Regions from separate parts of the Homo sapiens genome. Here region 2 is linked to region 1. Evidence: chromatin loops called from intact Hi-C (ENCODE). Cell type or tissue: HepG2. All regions are shown on one strand. Each heading gives the region's core, and the rest is flanking DNA. Links, peaks and the distances in the headings are about the cores only. Region 1 holds the start of TNFRSF21 (TNF receptor superfamily member 21). Region 2 has its middle 34 kb from the start of ADGRF1.

Region 1 (9,631 bases), core at 1,155-9,154:
TTCACATTCTAGGATTGTAGAGCTAAGATATATAGGAGAGAGAAAATCTTTTGGATATAATATCAGCTCTAATTTAAAGTTCTGCTCGAATTTGCCACCAAGTCTTGACATGATTCAGAACTTCAGCCCCCACCAGACCACTCCACACCTGCCCAAACAGCCAAAGTGAATTGCCAATGTACGAGGTAATGTACTTTGATAAATGATGGTCAGGAGGTAGCACTAAGCTACATGTCTAGTTTCAGTAACAGAGAAAAACACTATTACTTGGCACTTTCTAGGCAAACGCACAGCTGGACAGGCTATAACAGCAAATAGCCCTCTATCTGGAATTCATAATGCTTGCAAAAGAGTTTTCTAAAACTTCAGACCTCATATCTTTACCAATTATGGCTCCCTTCTCTTCTGAGGGCCTCACTGCCAAAATCCTACCTATGCAGTTAAAGCGAGCTCCCCGAGGGCAAGGGGCATCTCTGACTAAGTAGTGTCACTCTGGGCAAGCCATTCTAGAGCATTCCTTATCACTGGCACAAACCTAAAGCTCTCATGGATCTTGTCTCTGCCTTACAGAGATATGATATAGCAAGGGTAAGTGTCTCAGGCAGAATAGTACAATTGGTAAAGTCAAGATGGTGGAAGGTAAGCTTAGATTCTGAAGACAAAGCACAATCATGCACACTAGACTTACTGGGTGTCGAGCAACAAGAATGTTTTGTCCACCTGAGCCCCAGACTTTTGAACCCAGCTCTTGTCTTTCAGTGTATGTTTTACTTTCTATTATCATGCAGACACTCATCAGAAATAGAAGTGCAAGCAGCAAGAATACTTCCTTCCAAAGGCATTCCTGTAATTCTCATTCACGTTCTGTAACAAACCAAACCACCTTCTTAACTTTTCCCCAGTGAGCCTTCTCTGTTGTTACATTTCATTATCAAGCAATTTGGACTTGTGAAACACGCAGTGTGGCACAGGGCTAAGGGAGGACATGAGCTGAAGAGCCAGGCAGTCCTGGGTTCTGGCCCCAGCAATATCACGTGCAAGCTGTGTGGCCTGGGACAAACCAATGAAGTTCTGGGAGCTTCCATTTTCTCAACTATAAAAAGGAGACAATATCACCTGCTTCACAAAGATGCTATGAATAAATGAGATACTGTATACAAAGCACCTGGCATGTAGCAATTGCTCTCTCTATACATATACAATTGCTATATACATGTGTATATATTATATCATATTGTGTACCTATATATTTGTATTTTTATAAGCTTATAGTAAGCTATTTTTCATGCAGTTAGCCGGTCATGACAAACAAAAAGTCATAACACAAAAATGATGACAATAAATATTATCACACAAAAAGGGAGATATTTGAAAGAAGAGCATTAAAAGACATAATAAATAGAACATTTTACTGGGATTATTACTTTTTAATCTAACTGTAATACGTGGGCAGGCCACTAACTTGCCCACCTCCCCCAGTAGTGTTCTGAGTACCCTGCCACGTGTACCCAGGCTCCAGTACCTGATGTCCGTTATGTTCACATGGCCAAGGATCCCAATGGGATAAATACTTCTTGGAACAGTATCATGAGATCATCATTTTATACATTAACAAAGCCTGTGCTGTGGACTTGGGCATGCAGAATAAGAATGTGAAAGACAAAAGGCATTTCCTCCCCACCCTGGATGGGGATTATAACATAGTCTCTACTGATTCCTGGCACACCCTCCAGTCACCCTTCAGGATGAAGGGCTGAACCTCATGCCATTTCATGAATTTACCTGAAGTCTTTTTAGCATAGCTAGCAGAAGAATAAGGAATCCTGTATTGGTTATCAACTTGAGACTGCTCCTAAGCCCCATTATAAATTTTATCTTTTTCAAAGTAGCCAAACTTAAATTGTCAGGTCTTTAGTTGCAAATCCAGTGCACAATTTTTAGGGTAGGTTGAGTTTGATGACTTATTTTTTATTTTGGTTTTGGAGACAGGGTCTCACTCTGTCACTCAAGCTGGAGTGCCGTGGCATGGTCACAGCTCACTGCAGCCTCAACATCCTGGGCTCAAGCCATCCTCCCACCTCAGCCTCCTGAGTTGCTGGGCATACAGGCGCACACCACCGCCACACCCACCTAATTTCTTGTAGAGATGGGGTCTCACTATGTTGCCCAGGCAAATCTCGAACTCCTGGACTCAAGCAATCCTCCCACCCTGGCCGCCCAAAACGCTGGGATTACAGGCATAAGCCAGGGTGCCTAGCCTGATGATTCAAGAAAAGGAGCTGGGCCCTTTCTCAGTTAGTTAAGGCAACCTACCATTTGATTACATCAAGACCTTTGTTTAATTACCTACCTCATGCTAAAAGGTAAAATAAATGGAGTATTGCACAATGACTTAAGATTTAATCTGGGAATGGACTCTGTGAGGCATATAATAATCAGATGTGTTAGAAGCACCTGAAACATAGTAGTGGATAGTAGTGGATCTAAAGCTGTGAAAAAGGAAATGATGATAGTTCTCACTCCACTGAACTAGGATCAGTGTTCCCATGGACCTAGATGTGTTTCTCTCCACACCAAGACTGTCAATCCAGGTTCATTGTCCCAAGAGACTCCCCGACTACTGCTTACCATCCACCACACTTGTTTCACTTGTTTCAAAGATATAAACCTTGGCCATGCCATTAATAAGTGGGCAGAAAAGAGTTTCTGAAGGGAGACTGGGACTTGCCTCATTATAAATGCTAACAGTAACAAACTTTTATTTAGTCTCTCTCTTCCTCTTAAAACACACACACAAGGAACCAGAGTGTCTGTAGGATGAATTCCCAGGCCATAGCAACTGCAATGTCCTGAGATCTAAGCAGTTCTTGGCTGGCCAGGCGTTAAGCCCTTTTGGGGAAGGAGACAGCAAGCCTGCTTTTCCCTTACACAGCCCTGTCGTGAAAACAAGCTCTTGTTTCTTGGGGGTTTTTTTGTTCGGTTTTTAGCTAAGAATTTCCATCCCTCCTGCAGTGATAAAAGATAGGCAAGGGAAGCTCAAGGGTTTGATCTCAAATTTTCTTCCACCTAACTTGCCCCTTCACCCCAATATTTGGAAATAAAGGGAGGGAATTTGGGGGAAGTTGAGGGTAAGTTTTTGGTCAAGATGATTGACCCGAGATGTGGATGCAGCTTAGACGATGAGGGAGACTGCACCACCCTGCAGGGTCACCTGCCTAGCCACAGGTAAACGAGGGATCGGAAAGACTGTAGAAAATTCATCTTCCTTCACACACATCTCCTTCCCCCTCCCCCCATTCCAGTGCCGGCGCGCTGGCTGGCTGGAAGCCGGCGCTTTGGAGGCGCCGGAGAGTGGGTCTAAGGGTGATATTTCGGCATACAGAACCTGAGACCCCACCCGAGCCAAGAGGGAAGAGAGAGGGTAAAGGGATTGAGGAGGGGGCGGCTTGCGCCCTGCTCGGGAATGCACCGCGCGACAGCACCCGGAGGTCTCCGGTGTCCGGCGCGCACCGGTACCACTGTCTTCCACTGCGGTAGCATCCCGACATGACATTGCAGCTGCAACAAAGCGCCGGCCTCGGCCGGCCGTGGGAGCCCCACACCGCGGCGAGGCCCCACACCACGCAGAGGGGCAGTGGCCGATGGGTGGGGGGCTGTGGCTGCGGGCGTGGGGAGCGCGAGGTAGGCCGAGTAGGGGGAAAAGCCCTCAAATGCGCAGAAGCTGGGCGGCTACCTCTAGCGTCTCCTCCAGCAAAGCCAGACTGCAAGGAAAACAATTCGTCTTCATTCCCCAGCCCCGGCTGAGCCCTGAGATTCCCCCAAATAACCTAGTCGAGGCCCTCTGGTGTGTTGCCTTCCCTTGGAAACCCCTCAGTGCCCGTAACCCAGTCGGCCGGGCCCCGCGCCTCCCTAAGCCCCGGCCCGGTGACCCGCCCGGCTCCCGGAGAGCGGTTCCTTCTGCTCCGGCGCCGCCGCCACCCCCGGTCCACGCAAGCGCTCACCAGGAGAAGGGAGCCCGCGATCATCGTGGCTGTGGCTCGGCGGGCGATGCGGCTGCAGGAGGCGAGGGCGGTGCTGCTGCTCGGAGAGGTCCCCATGGCTGAACCGGGGACTCGCAGGGGCGCCCGGGGCGCGCGGGGCAGCTGGAATCGGCGGCTGCTTCTGCCCAGCGCCGCATCCACCGCCGCCTCCCGGGCCGGGAGCCCATCTACCTCCAACACCCCATGTGCACTGCTGCGGCCGGGCAGAGGAGGGAGGCGGCAAGGGAGGCTCTAGGGGCGCTCAGCACCTGCCCAGCGGCGCGGCCGCCCAGGCGGGGAGAAGCCGCCGCGACTGCAGCCCGCGTCTCCGGGTGCTCTCCTCCGACAGCGGCTGAGGAGAACCAGGGAGGAGGACTGGGCGCGAGAGAGCAAAGGAACGACTTCCCATAGCGAAGCTTCCAGCCACTGCCAACCACCCTCCTCCGCTGCCCAGACTGGTCGGCGAGGGACTGAGTCGGTGGCCACCGGGCGCAGGGACACACGTGGTGGCGCCGAAGGGGCGGGGGACCGGCCCTTTGTGATGTCACCCGGGAGGAGGCCGGGCTCTTTGTGCGGTTGGAAAGGCGAAGGCGTTCCAGGTAGAGCGGGGAGGGAGAGGGTGCCCCTTGGCGTTCGCTGAGGAAATTGCACGCGCCTGTTGACCCAGGGAAAGCGCTGAGAAAGCATCTCACTCCTGATCTAACTTTACTTATTTTTTCCGAGATAATTCCAACTAAATTATTTCAGCTACATACGCCTTTCCATTGTTTCGGACACGATGATTAAATCAGAGAGCGATGGTGAATAGACCACAGAGCACTTAGATCAACTGCGTGACGAAAAAGGAGACCTGTGTGTTGCTTCTCAAACTTTGCTGCCCTGTGGAATCACCTGGAGAGTTCAAAACATATATATTGATTCTTGGGTCCCACCTCTAGAGACTCTGATTTAATTGGAACAGGACAGGATCTGGTCTGGGCATTGAGGTTTGTTGTTGTTGTTGTTTGTTTGTTTTTTAAGTTTTCAGGGTGATTTTAATATGGGGCAAAGATTTTAATTTTTTATATTTTAATTTTAATATGGGCTTATGAATGCAATTAAGGAAATCCAAACTAAAAGGATTTAAAACCCAGAGTCATTGGTGTTGGGTCCATGGATGGTCTTGGAGGGACTTTTGAACTCCTTGAAATGTATCAAAAGATGCATTTTCCTAATTTAAAAATCAAGAGTTTTGAATCGGATTATCCCTGAGATTTTTTTTAATCACCCTTCCCCCAAAAAATAATGCTAAAAATTTTTGAGTTGATTTCCAAAGGCCTTGTCAGGATGTGGGTGGTAGAATAGGTAGTATTCTGCTTCAGAAGGAGAACTGGAATATTCTCGTGGATGTTGGTATCTCACACACTTCTGAATGTAAGAGAGCAGCTGTTATCCTTTTCTTTGTTTCACCTGGGGGAAGGCCGAGTCTCCTGACTGTGGCCACCATTTCTGGTATCGTGTTATCCATCATCTAGGTACTGACAGCACATGGCACACTGTATTGATATTACCTCTTCAGCCATCCAGTCCACACCCCTCAATTGGGAGCCCTATGGTGCTGGGCTTATCCTAGGCTCCTTTGGTCCCATTTCAAAAGAATCACACTTTTTAAACTATCAGTTTCAAGATCCAACACCCAGTGCTAATAAAGGTAACTTGCTAAGTCATAGGTACCAATTATTTGCTTTATTAGTTAACATGTTGTCCTTTGATTCTTTGCTCTATGCACACTTTGGTAGAAGCTAAAATTAATATGAGGGTTAATTCCAATCTATTATTTCAAACATTTGTCAGTATTGTCTATAAATGTTAGAGTGGGAAAAAAGCTACAATATATAACCTCTAGTGAAATTCAAAGGAGTTCTAGAAAATATTACCATTAATTATGGAGTTTTGGGGAAAGGATGATGGTTGGACTTGCCACTCTCTAGCTATTTTCAGAAGTTGAAAGAGTGAGGGATAGATGCTGTGTTTTCATGCATAACTGTATCAATTTTTTCTTCAAAAATTCAAATGACTGGCCAATACTATTATAAGGTTGGGTTGTTTTTTTTTAAGAAGTTACATAGGTATTAAAGAGGAGGAGGAGCTTCAAATACGTTTTTATTTAGTCCATTTTACTCCTTGCATCCAAACTCACATTTTTCGTGGTAATATATGATTGATTTGCTCTAAAGAGTTGGGCAACTTTAGAGTTTAGTGTCTGGGTTACTATGCAGGTATAAGAAGTTCTTCTCAACTATTTGTCTTCCTAAAACTAAAAGAAAATTGTTTATTTGTGCTTGGACCACTTTGAAACTTCATGAATTCCTGGTGTTCCATTGATCATATCAAGTTGAAATTTAATATACATTTTGAGAGATGAAAAAATTTACTCAATTCTGTTTACTACTAACATTTAAATACATGTCCCTCTATAGAGTGATAGATTATAGATAATTTGAATCTAGATGCAGTGTGAAATTTTATTACTTTGAATTGAAATGTATACATGCCTTCCATTTTGAAGTAACAATGCTGCAACCATTAAATAATTCATTGCCACATTTTCAATGTGGTAACTTAGACATGTCTGTTTTCTGGGAAAGGATAAAAATTCAATGATACATAAGGAAGTTTCTCCCAAAGTTCCAAGGAAAGAGGAGATATGTGTTGATAAATCATAATTATAGCTAAATTTTAAAGGAAGGCCTAAATGAGTTAATCCAATGTCATCTTTGCCATAAAAATTACTCTATCTCCACCCTCCATCCTACCTTTGGACTTTCTCTCTTTCTGCCAATGTTGTACAATTTTTCTAGTTTTCCAACCTCAAAAATCATTGCTAATTCTTTCCTCGTCCTTAGTACATTCCAATTAATGCTTTCCTAACCTTTCATTTTTTTCTATTTTATCTTTCTTGTTAAAAATCTGATATATACATCTGGATACTGAAGAAATCACCAGAGATTGCGCCACTGCAGTCCGCAGTCCGACCTGGGCGACAGAGCGAGACTCCGTCTCAAAAAAAAAAAAAAAAAAAAAAAAAGAAATCACCAGATTTACCATCTTGTCTTAATTATTTTTTTAACTTATCCTGCACACTTTCAGAAGGTCTAGTAAAATTTCATGTTCTTTATAATGAAAATAACAATTGTCCACATTTTGAGAAATGACTGCTGCATGACAAACATCCTGAGCCGATCTATGAGGGAATGACAGAAAGTTGGCAGGAAAATGCCAGCTCCGTTGGGGAGACCCTAACCCAGTGGCGCTAGAGGAATTAAAGACACACACACAGAAATATAGAGGTGTGAAGTGGGAAATCAGGGGTCTCACAGCTTTCAGAGCTGAGAGCCCCGAACAGGGATTTACCCACATATTTATTAACAGCAAACCAGTCATTAGCATTGTTTCTATAGATATTCGATTAACTAAAAGCATCCCTTATGGGAAACGAAGGGTGGGCTGAATTAAAGGAATAGGATGGGCTAGTTAACTGCAGCAGGAGCATGTCCTTAAGGCACAGACCGCTCAAGCTATTGTTGGTGGCTTAAGAATGCCTTTAAGTGGTTTTCCGCCCTGGGTGGGCCAGGTGTTCCTTGCCCTCATTCCTGTAAACCTGCAACCTTCCAGCTTGGGCGTTAGGGCCATTATGAACATGTTACAGTGCAAAAGAGATTTTGTTTATGGCCAGTTCTGAGGCCAGTATATGGCCAGATTTTGGGGGGCCTGCTCCCAACATGTCCCCCTTCTCTGATTTGCAAATCGATAAAAGCAAAGGCAGCTTTGTCATGGTGAGCTACTTCTCGCAGGAGTCAGGTTCCACATCTGCAGACTATACAAAGACAAACAACACAGATTAAAAGCACAAACGTCATTGAAATCACAGAGCTTCCAAGTGTTTTTATCCATTGTAATGGGTTACTAGCTGCTAATTTGTCTGTAACTCCTTCAAGCACTCCAGTTCCTGGCATTAAGGTCAGGTGTGCCTGCGATGCTTTAAACATTTGTTCTTTTAATTTTAATTCCTTATGTTAAGCTCCTAGAGCGGGCTATATCATTTGAGGCTGAGGTGCTGCTATACCACCATGGTTCCAGGTAATGGGAACTTTTGCCGTAGTTCTTATCATTTCTACCATCTGACCGTTTTGTTCAGATCATCTGAACATAGTGTGGCCGTGGCATGCAGACTGAGAGGTGCAATTCAAGCTAAACGTCCCCTTAGGGGACGAATTAATAATGATTCCATAGGAATCGTTGTGCAGCACCTCTGCCTGTTCTGCAATGCAATCTTCCTAAACAAGTACGTTCATTTTTTCTAACTGGGTCCAATCCTGTTTACAAATAGGTTTTTGTAAACCTATTCTGCCCCAATTTTTTTTGTAAACCTGATTCTGCCCCAATTTTTTTGTAAACCTGATTCTGCCCCAATTATAGGAACAGAATCAGAAATCACATTAATAGGCATATCAAAAGCAGTCAATACCTCAATTATAGCTACAAGCTCTGCTTTTTGAACTGAAGTATAGGGCATCTGAAAAACTTTACCTTTTGATCCAGAATAAGAAGATTTACCATTACTAGACCCATCTGTAAAACAATGAAAACAGGCTGCATGTTGTTTACTGCAGGAATTGTAAATGCAAACTGTTCACAGTCTTGCTCAGCTAAAGGGATAGTAAAGAAACAATCTTTTAAATCTATGACTATTAAAGCCCAATTTTTTGGAATTATAGCAGGAGAAGGCAATCCTGGCTGTAATGCTCCCATAGGTTATATAACTGAATTGATAGCTCTGAAGTCAGTTAACATTCTCCATTTACCTGATTTTTTCTTAATTACGAAAACTGGAGAATTCCAAGGAGAAAATGCTGGAGCTATGTGCCCATTTTCTAATTGTTCAGTAACTAATTTCTCCAAAGCCTCCAGTTTCTCTTTACTTAGCGGCCATTGTTCTATCCAAATTGGCTTATCTGTTAACCATTCTAAAGGTATAGGTTCTGGAGGCTTAACAATGGCTGCCATCAAAAATGATATCCTAATCTTTGGCGGGAACTTTTTAAACCTTGCAAATTTTTTTTTCTAGTCCTGTTCCGGGTACATACCCCATTTCATGAATCATATGTTGACTTTGAGGGCTATATAATTGTTCTGGAATTAGAATTTGTGCTCCCCATTGTTGTAATAAATCTCTTCCCCATAAATTTATAGGTACAGAAAGTTATAATTGGTTGAATAGTCCCAGGTTGTCCATCGGGCCCTTCACAATGCAAAATATAACTACTTTGATATACTTCAGGGGCTTTACCAACCCCAACCATGTTAAATTGAGTGGGTTGAATTGGCCACGTGGACGGCCAGTGCTGTAGAGAAATGATTGACATGTCTGCTCCTGTATCTACCAAGCCTTTAAATTTCTTTCCCTGAATAGTTATTTCACAGGTAGGACGTCTATCAGTAATTTGATTTACCCAATAAGCTGCTTTGCCTTGTTTATTTGTGCTTCCAAATCCTCCTGTTCATTTAATTTCACTTTTTCCCATTCCCACATATGGCACAATCAGGAGCTGCACTATGCGCTCTCCTGGCTC
Region 2 (9,631 bases), core at 861-8,860, 230 kb before region 1:
CTCCCAGAAAACGTTAAATTACATATGTGGCTATGTGGCTAATGGTATATTTCTATTGGACAGCACTGTTCTAGCTAATTTGAGGCTTTTCAACTCAAAGCCCCATACTTTCCTTAAAAGAGGATATCTTCTGGTCAACTGCACTATGACCCTTTCCTACTTCATGCCTTAAAATGTACCCTAAGACTCGTCCTTAGGGTAAACAACACTGGCACTGTAAGACATAGTTTCCAGAAAGCATTTAATATGAATTTTTGAAATAGATGGGGAAGATAGAGATTCTTAGCCTGTGTCTTGATTAGATTCTCTAATCTTCCCCCCATTACCCATTAATAGTTTAGTTTATAAGATTAGAAGATTAGTTTATTTGATCTTGAGCATCTGGCTCAAGTTGAATTTCAAGAGTGTTGAATTTCAGAGGATTAAACAAACTAGCACCCAAAGTAGTCAGGGAACATGGAAACAGATGGTGCCACAAATCAGGGTAGATGACACAATCAGGCCTTTCTCGTTGGTGGTTACAAAAGGATGAGGGTCTCAGGGAAGGGTGAGACCCAGGATACTTGGCAGGTACTGAAGGCCAGTGGTTGGAAAAGATCCCAGACAAACACCATTGCCTCCTTATCCCACTGCCTGCCCAAAAATATCTCCAGGAGCAAAGAAGTCTCTTTTTTTTTTTTTTTTTTTTTGAGACAGGGTCTCACTCTGTCACCCAGGCTGGAGTACAGTGGTGCAATCTGGGCTCACTGCAACCTCTGCCTCCCGGGTTCAAGTGATTTTGTTCCACCTCAGCCTCCTGAGTAGCTGGGATTACAGGTGTATGTCACTATACCCAGCTAATTTTTATATTTTTAGTAGAGACTGGGTTTCACTATGTTGGCCAGGCTGGTCTAGAACTCTTGACCTCAAGTGATCCACCCACCTTGGCCTCCCAAAGTGCTGAGACTACAGGCATGAGCCACCACACCCGGCCAACAACTCTCTTGATGAACACCCTTTGCTGGAGAGGGATCTCTCCATTGAATGGCATGCACAGAGCCTCAGTTTCCTTTTATGTAAATGAATCCCTGCACACAAGGGTTGTTGTAAGGATTAAATGAGATAATATGAAGAAAGTGCCTAGTACAGAGGAAATACTCAGTAAATAGGTTCAGCTATGACTTCTTTTCTCTGACACCATTAGGCAAATATTCTACATCGGGGCACCTAAGAATGTGTTCCTCCTAGCTACCAAGGAGTGAGGCCTGTGCTTGAAAAAATGAAATAGCAAAGCACAAATTCAAATTAGTTATGTTGCTAGCCTGTAAAAATAAAATGCAAACTCAATTTGAACAACTTATAAATTTAAATTGCTAAAGTGTTTCCTAACCCCAAATTACAATTATCTTCAAAGTATTAAAGAGCATTAAAAGCACTTATCCTGAAAGAGCTATTTTAATGTTTGGCTAACAGCAGAGAATGTTCTCACACAACCTAACCCTCAGTAAGCACTCCACAAATGCTAACTAAGAGAAAACTCATACTCTTGGTTATTGAAAATCTCAGGCAAGCCAGATAGCTTTATCTCCTTTCTCATGGCAGTTATCTTGTAGAGCAAAACTGATCCACGGTTGCTACTTGAGATTTGTAAGTTGCCCTTGTAAGACTGGAAATGCTAAGAGTCCATTCACTGATTCAGAGAAACATTTATTCCATTCTGGCACTGTGAAAAGTGCTGAAACAAAAATGAACAATGGTGGTAATAAAGGACAATGGCATCCAAGTTCAAGAATGTACAGAGTGCCATGAGGTTTAAAGGAGGGAATGGCTGTACCTGGAGGTAGGGGTGGGGTATTATTCAAGAAAAGCCTCCTAGTGGTTAGAGATGAAATAACCCTGGAGTTGGGTCTTAAAACACAGATTTTTAGGTAATGTGGCATAGATGAGGGTTGGGGGCAGAGAAAAATTGAGCAACGAGACAAATAAGGAAAGGTAAATAGAGAGAGGTCAATCTGGGCAAAGTGAAAATAGAGCATATGTTTAGCTTGTGGTCTGTGTGTTGTGGTGCAAGAGGTGTGGGTGAGAGATAAATGGAGAGCTGAGGGGCAGGCTGGGGCTAGATGATAATAGGGTTTTTTGCTTCCCCTGTGGAGTATGCACTGCATCCTAAAAGCAACAGGAAGCCATTGAAGGAATTTCACTCCAGCTGCTTTAAGGAAGATCGATTGCAGACACACACACACACACACACACACACACACACGCACACGCAAAAACCCAGAGGCAAGAGGAGCATTTTAATAATACAAGAAAAAGACAGGAACAGAGGAGGAGAGCACCAAATACATATCAGAGTTGCCAAGGAAGGTCAGGTCTACAAGATGTGGTAACTGACTAGGAAACCATAGGAGGTGAAGGAAAGAGGAAGAGGGAGGATGACCCCCAGGTTTCCGATTTAAATGGTGGTGTCATTCTGCAGATTGGGGTACAAGATTTATAGGAAAGGTAAGTGCAATTTGGGGTGTGTTGAGTTTGAGCTGCCAAGGGGAAGAGATCTTGAAGGAAACAGTTGGAACTTAGGGGGAAAGTCTGGGGTGGAGATATAAATATAGGGGCCATCAGTATGTAGGTAGAAGATGGAACCATGGACATGGAGGAAATTGCCACAGGAGATTGAGAAGGGATGAGACCCAAGGACCCTAAGGAATCTGGGGATGGGGGTGGGAAGGAATCATCAGAGAGTGAGAAGGAAAAGTATTCATCTTCGATGAATAGAAAAAGGCCATAAGGTACAAGGGGCTTAGGAAAGTTCATGATGCTTTAGAGAATATTTCAAACTTGTTCCTGTTGGGAACTTCAAGTTCAACTTCAAGGTCATTATATATGCATGCTGCTGTCAGCCAGAAGAGATGAAGGCTCCTTGGGTTGGGGTCAGGGTTGGAATAGGGTAGGGAGAAATTCTCGAGAAGGAGAAGTAAGAGGTGATGGTGTCATGGAAATCAAGAGTAGAATTTCAAAAAGTAATTGATGGAGACAAATACTATGTAAAAATCCAAACAAGGTGAGGCTAAAACAAGTCCTTTGCCTTTAACAATTAGAAGGTCATTTTCAAAATGTAACTGTATGAGATGATAGACCTGTTAATCTGCTTCACTGCAGTAACCATTTTACTATCTATCTGTTGCAAACCTCAAATATACATAACAAAATTTATTTTTTAAAAAAGAAAATAAAGAAGATATTTCGTGCCTTGTTTCAGAACCATTTCATTGGAATTGTGGGCTACGAGTGGGAGAGTTGTTGTGTGGGAGGCTGAGGGTTTAAAGAGGAAACCAATGTTGTGGAAAATATAGCCTGCAAAATGTAGGTAGGAGTAGACATGTCCAATAGAAAGGATCCTTTGAAGGACCTTATCCAGGAGGGGAAGGGAAGAAGGAAAAGTATTGGGGAAGAAGAGGAGAAAGACACAGGTTAAGTAAAGGTGAGGAGGGGTGTTTTTAAAAGATGAAGGAGGGCCGGGCGTGGTGGCTCACGACTGTAATCCCAGCACTTTGGGAGGATGAGGCGGGTGGATCACGAGGTTAGGAGTTCAAGACCAACCTAGCCAACATGGTGAAACCTAATCTGTACTAAAAATACAAAAATTAGCTGGGCATGGTGGTGAGTGCCTGTAATCCCAGCTACTCGGGAGGCTGAGGCAGGAGAATCGCTTGATACTGGAAGGCGGAGGTTGCAGTGAGCCGAGATCGCACCACTGCACTCCAGCCTGGGCAACAGAGCAAAGCTCTATCTCAAAAAAAAAAAAAAAAAAGATGAAAGAGAACTGAGCATTTTTATAGCACATGGAAATGGAGCCAGTTGAAAGAGAAAAGGACGATGCAATGGAAAGCAGAAATAACTTGGAACAAGTTCCTAGAGGAGACATTTGGATGAGGAATACAAGAGGCGGGACTAGCAGTAAACTGGAGAAAGACTGTCTTTGTGTGAAACTGAAGGAAGAGAGAGGCGGGGAGGAGGGGGCATATCTTCCATTTTCTCTCAGAAGTTGGAGGCCAGTAGCTCTTTGGCAGAGGAAGGCTTGAAGGAAAGGATGAAGGTTTAGGAGGGCAGATGTGGAAGGGATGTGGAAGAAACAACGTGGCCATTTTCATGATGGTTGGAATTAAACCCTCTAAATGAACAGGAACATTCTGTTAGAAAGGAAAAAGAAATGTGTTTAGGCTGCAGCCCCTGGGGGTGGTTTTAGCTTGAAGAAATCACCAACTTATTTGGAACCCCTTTTGCCCGTGATTTTTTCATACTTCTGTGTTCATTTTAATTAAACTGGCCTTTATTCTTGTGAGTAATCAAGGAATATTCTGAGATAAAGCATGTCACAGCATGCAAAACAGCAACACTCATTTCTCCCCCTGGATCTAGTCGGCAGCCACCAAGGGCTCACCACTCTATTAAAATGACACGGCCGTCATTTCAGTGAATTGCAGTATGTCTGGTTTGGCAATCTGCAGAGGTGATTAAGGATCCCTGTGAAAGAGATGAGGTTTCTGGTGCTGAGAGGAGCAGGTCTACTCTGTGTAACAGTATTGTGGCGGAAAAGCTCTGACAAGAGAGGGTACAACGTCCTTTTGGACACCAGATCATGGGGCCATGCAAGATGTTATCTGGGCTTGTTGGCCTTGGAAAAAAAGATGGTCTTGGAACAATTTGGGCAGGAAGACAATGGGATTCTTTATTTCTTGGCACAGGAATGAATGAATCTTTATCCCAAATGCAAAGCAGGCATTAAATTCAAGGACAATAAATGGTGAGACCAGCATTCCAGGAACAATCCCAGGCTTTCTCTGTGTGCTCACAGTGAAAACAGTCCCACAGGGCTTCAAAGAGACATGTGGATTTCTTTTTCTCTTTTTAAGTAAACAAAATTAAGAGAGAACACGCACTTCCTACAGCTGCGAATTGCCCAGAACTTCTCCCTACCCTATTCCAACCCTGACCCCAAACCATGGAGGCTTCATCTCTTCTAGCTGACAGCAGCATGCACATATAATAACCTCGAAGTTGAAATTGAAGCTATCCAAGCACCCCAATAGGAACAAGTTTGAAATATTCTCTAAAGCTTCATGTACTTTCCTAAGTCCCTTGTACCTTGTGGCCTTTTTCTATTCATCGAAAATGAGCATAAATTTATTTGAACAAACTACAATATTGATCATGTATGTTTACGAAAGTGATAAAGTTGAGGGGGATCAGACAGTTCACGCTGCAAAAGTATGCACTGTGATACTCTGAATAGCAAGCTCCTTGATGCATTTTTAAAATTGGTTTTTATTTATAGAAATGAATGAGTTCGGTCTTCGGTACAAAGGGTCATACCAGTATTCCTTTAGCTCAGCCTTCAGCTTGTGAAGGAGAAGCTTCATGCTAAAAACTGGCATTAAAAAACTGGTGCGAGTCAGGATGGGACCTGGAGTGAGCTGCCCCTTTACTTTCTACTTCCTCTCAGCCTGGCAGAATGCCATCCCCACAAAAAGTCAAGTCTTTGTAGAAGCCGGCAAGGCTCTTTGTGGAGTCACCTCTTGCCACTTCCCAGAAATCACTCTAGAGTCAGGGAATTGCAAATAAAGTTTGCTCCACATCACATGATCCCCTCCTCCCACAAACATCCCTCCTTGAGTCCCACGGTTTACATATCCCCACAAGGTCAACTCAAGGACATTTGGTCACATGCAGAGTTATAGAAACAGTACACATAGAGCAGGCTGTGCAGCAAGCTCAGAGATTAAATATTTTGCTAATTCCATGTAGGCTTTCACGTGGGACTGCTTCCCTTTGACAGAGAGTTATCCTTTTCCCAGAGCAAGAGTAAAATGTGACCAATCCTTCAGGGCAGACAATTCTAGTTCAGTTCCATGAGTATTTCTGCAACAGATCTAGCATTTGTTGAACATAATGAGGGACAAAAGAAATTAAAAACCAGGTCTGGACTTCGACGATCTTATAATTGAGATTAAAGATAGGAAACATGCACATCTATGAAATAGTTTATTGATTTATTCATGCAATCAACAAAATTCTATCAAGAATCTGCCTTGTCACAGGCACTATGCAAGATACTGGAGAAATAACAAATACATAAGTTTTGCTCCTGCCTTCAAAATGCTCTCAGTGTGACTGATGGAAACAGAATCATCAGTATAGGGATCAGCAGTGGCAGGAAATAGAGGCAGAAATAACTTACATATCCAATAAATACTGAAGGAGTTCACTGCAGAAGAAATGAGCAAGTGCATCAGAAATCAGGTAAAACAACATGGACGAATAGAACTTAGGGTTTTCTTTTTTTTCTTTTAAATTTTATTGTGGTAAAAATACTTAACCTGGGATCTATCTTCTTAACACATTTTAGTGTATAATACAGTATTGTTATCTATAGGCATGATGTTGCACACTAGATCTCTAGAATATATTCTTCTTATATAACTGAGACTGTATACTGTATACCCAATGAACAGCAACTCCTCGTTTGCCTCTCCTCCTAGCCCCTGGCAACCACAATTCTATTCTGTGCTTCCATGAATTTGACTATTTTTCAGATCCTTCGTATCAGTGGAATCATGAAACATTTGTCCTTCTGTAACTGGATTATCTCGCTTAGCCTAATGTCCTTCAGGTTCATCTGTGGTGTCACATATTGCAGGATTTTCTTCCATTTTAAGGCTGAATAATATTCCATATTATGTGTATAGCCCATTTTTTAAATCCATTTATCCATTGATGGACATTTCTGCATTTGGGCTATTGTGAATAGTGAAGTAATTAACATGGGATTTCATGTTTGGAGAGATAGGCTTTGAAGTGAATGTTAAAGGATAGTTAGGTTTAGATAAGTAGAGAGAAGAGGTGAGGCACTTCAGTAAGAAAGAATCAAAATAAATGATGTTACCAAGAAGTCTGTGAGCATGGTAGCTCCCAGGATAGGAGAATGAAGTAAGAGCTGCAGTGAACCACTATACATATTCGTAGCTCTTTAAAATGCAGTGAAGTATCCTGCTTCACACTTAGGCAATTGGTCACAAAAAGGTTAGTGAACTGACTATTAAAATATAATATGAGCATATGTATAACACTTGCAGTTCTGTCTCTTATTTCCTGTATATCTTTGGATCAGTTATTTAATTTCTTTGAGACTCATTTGCCTCAATCATAATATTACCTGTTACCAAATAAGCTTGTTGTGAGAACTAAGTAGGTTATACATGAAATATAATTCAAACAGTGCCTGACATATAATATGTACTCAATAGACATTATTATTAAATATAGAAAAAGTACTCGGAGGCTGGGCGTGGTGGCTCATACCTGTAGTCCCAGCACTTTGGGAGGCCAGGCGGGCAGATCACTGGGGCCAGGAGTTTGAGACCAGCCTGGCCAACATGGTGAAACCCAGTCTCTACTAAAAATACAAAAATTACCTGGGCATGGTGGCACATACCTGCAATCTAAGCTATTCAGGAAGCTGAGGCAGGAGAATCACTTGTACCCGGAGGCAGAGGTTGCAGTGAGCCAAGATCATGCCACTGCACTCCAGCCTAGGCATCAGAGTGAGACCCTGTCTCAAAAAAAAAAAACAAAAAAAAGTACTGAGAGATATGGTAATAATGGCTAACACTTATTGAGTGCTTACTATAAGCTGGGGAATTTACTAAATGCTTTACAAGTATTAGATAATTTCATGTATAGTAAAATATTAACAAGATATGTCTGGGCAGCAGAGCCATCAACAGATGGCTGGGGAAGATTTCTCCCTGACTCTGCCTAATATCTCCCGTTTGTCCCTGTTTTAGATCAGACACCTAGATGCAGCGTTTGAGACAGGGATTTCAGCACATGCGATTTATTGAGGGGAGTCTCAGAAGAAAGGGAGAGCAGGAAGGAGACGGAGCAGGGAAAGAGCTAGACAAGAATGTCCTCACCTGAGCTCCGGCTTCACCCTAATCTCAGGGAGCGTGAAATGTACCCCAGAGTTGGTTCTGCTTCAGGCAAGGGGACCACCTATGTACCGCTCATTGGCTGCAGGCTGCCCCTGGGCTGAGGGTGGTGAACGTAACCTCCCTTGGGACTCCAGTCAGCCTATAGTAATTCTCTGAAGGAAGAAGGAGCAGCTGTAAACTGTTAGCAGCCCACACTCTTATCTGGTGAAGGATGGATACACTGGCTCAGTAAAAGGGACCTAGGTGCTGGGTAAAAAACCACCCCAAACTTAGTCACGGAAAACAACAGCAATCATTCATTTCCCTTACGAATCTACAATGTGAGCAAAGCTTGGCTGGACAACTTGTCACTATATTACATGGTATCAGCTGGTGTAGCTTGAACACTCGGGGGTGACGATGACTGCTGAGGACTGAAGTCATCTGAAGGCTCACGATGGTGTTGGCTTTAGGCTAGAACACCTATACGTGGTTTCTCCACAAGGTGGCCTCTCCTCCTCATGGCTCTGGATTCCAAGAAGGAGCATTTCGAGAGAACAAGGGGAACGCACTTGGTATTTTTATGACCTATCCTTGAAAGTCACAGTGTCACTTCTGCCTTACTGTATTGGTCCAGGCACCCATAAAGGACCAGCCAGATTCAAAGAGAAGTGCTATGGACTGAATGTCTGTGTCCCCCCAGAATTCATATGTTGAAGTTCTAGTCCCTAGTGGGATGGGATTTGGAGGTAGGAGCCTTGGGAGATGATTAGATTTAGATAAGGTCATGAGGGCGAAGTACCCATGATGGGATTGGTGCTCTTATAAGAGAAAGAAAACTGAGCCCTCTGTCTCTCCACCACTTGAGGACACCGTTAGAAGATGGCTGTCTGCGAGCCAGGGAGAGGGCCTCCACCAGAAGCCAGCCATGCCGGCATCCTGATCTTGGACTTCCCAGTCTCAGGAACTGTGAAAAATAGACGTCTGCTATTTAAGCCACACAGTCTATAGCATTTTGTTACAGCAGCCTGAACTAAGATAGGAGGTGTGTTAGTCTGTTAGGGTTACTGTAACCTAATACCACAGACCAGGTGGCTTAAACAATAGAAACTATATTTTCTCACAATTCTGGAGCTGAAAGTCCAAGATTGGGGTGTTGGTAGGGTTGGTTTCTCTGGGGGAACTCTCCTTGGCTTGCAGATGGCCACCTTTTTACTGTGTTCTCACATCATCATCTCTCTGTGTGTATACATGTCTAGTGTTTCTCTGTGTCTCCAAATTTCCTTTTCTTATAAAAACACTAGTCCTTATCTGGGTACAGTATCTCATGCCTGTAATCCCAGCATTTTGGGAGGCCAAGACAGGAGAATTGTTTGAGGCAGGAGCTAGAGACATAGCTAGCAACATAGCAAGACCCCATCTCTACAAAAAATTTTTTAAAAAATAAGCCAGGTCAGGCGTGACAGCATGTATTCCTAGCTACCCTGGAGGCTGAGGCAGAAGGATCACTTGAACACGAGGTTGAGGCTGCAGTGAGCTATGGTCATACCACTGCACTCCAGCGTGCAGACTGAGAGTGAGATTCAGTCTCTTAAAAAAAAAAAAAAAAAAGACACTAGTCCTTATAGATAAGAGCCCACCCTAAAGACTCATTTTAATTTAATCACCTCTTTAAAAACCTT

What was found. Peaks named below come from ENCODE experiments on the same cell type or tissue, not always from the same donor. Only the 100,000 strongest peaks of a DNase experiment are listed, where the experiment ranks them.
Region 2: it touches region 1 in a loop (5-fold over the local background); 4 of 110 quality-filtered maps call a loop at or near these places.

What each region holds. Positions count from the first base shown.
Region 1 is chr6:47,305,415-47,315,045 of GRCh38, forward strand. TNFRSF21 (TNF receptor superfamily member 21) reads right to left here and starts at 4,491. Exons shown (of 6, transcript NM_014452.5): 1 at 4,002-4,491. The coding sequence starts at 4,097. RefSeq lists enhancers at 3,442-4,164, 4,328-4,507, 4,459-4,753 and a silencer at 3,958-4,187. In HepG2, for the core only: a CTCF peak has its summit at 4,636; a DNase peak (open chromatin) is centred at 4,577; H3K4me3 peaks cover 3,783 bases; H3K27me3 peaks cover 2,353 bases.
Region 2 is chr6:47,071,387-47,081,017 of GRCh38, forward strand. No RefSeq gene overlaps it. Among named protein-coding and RNA genes, the nearest start is that of ADGRF1, 34 kb to the left of the region's middle. In HepG2, for the core only: a CTCF peak has its summit at 1,859; DNase peaks (open chromatin) are centred at 1,985, 3,915, 4,775 and 5,615; H3K4me3 peaks cover 928 bases.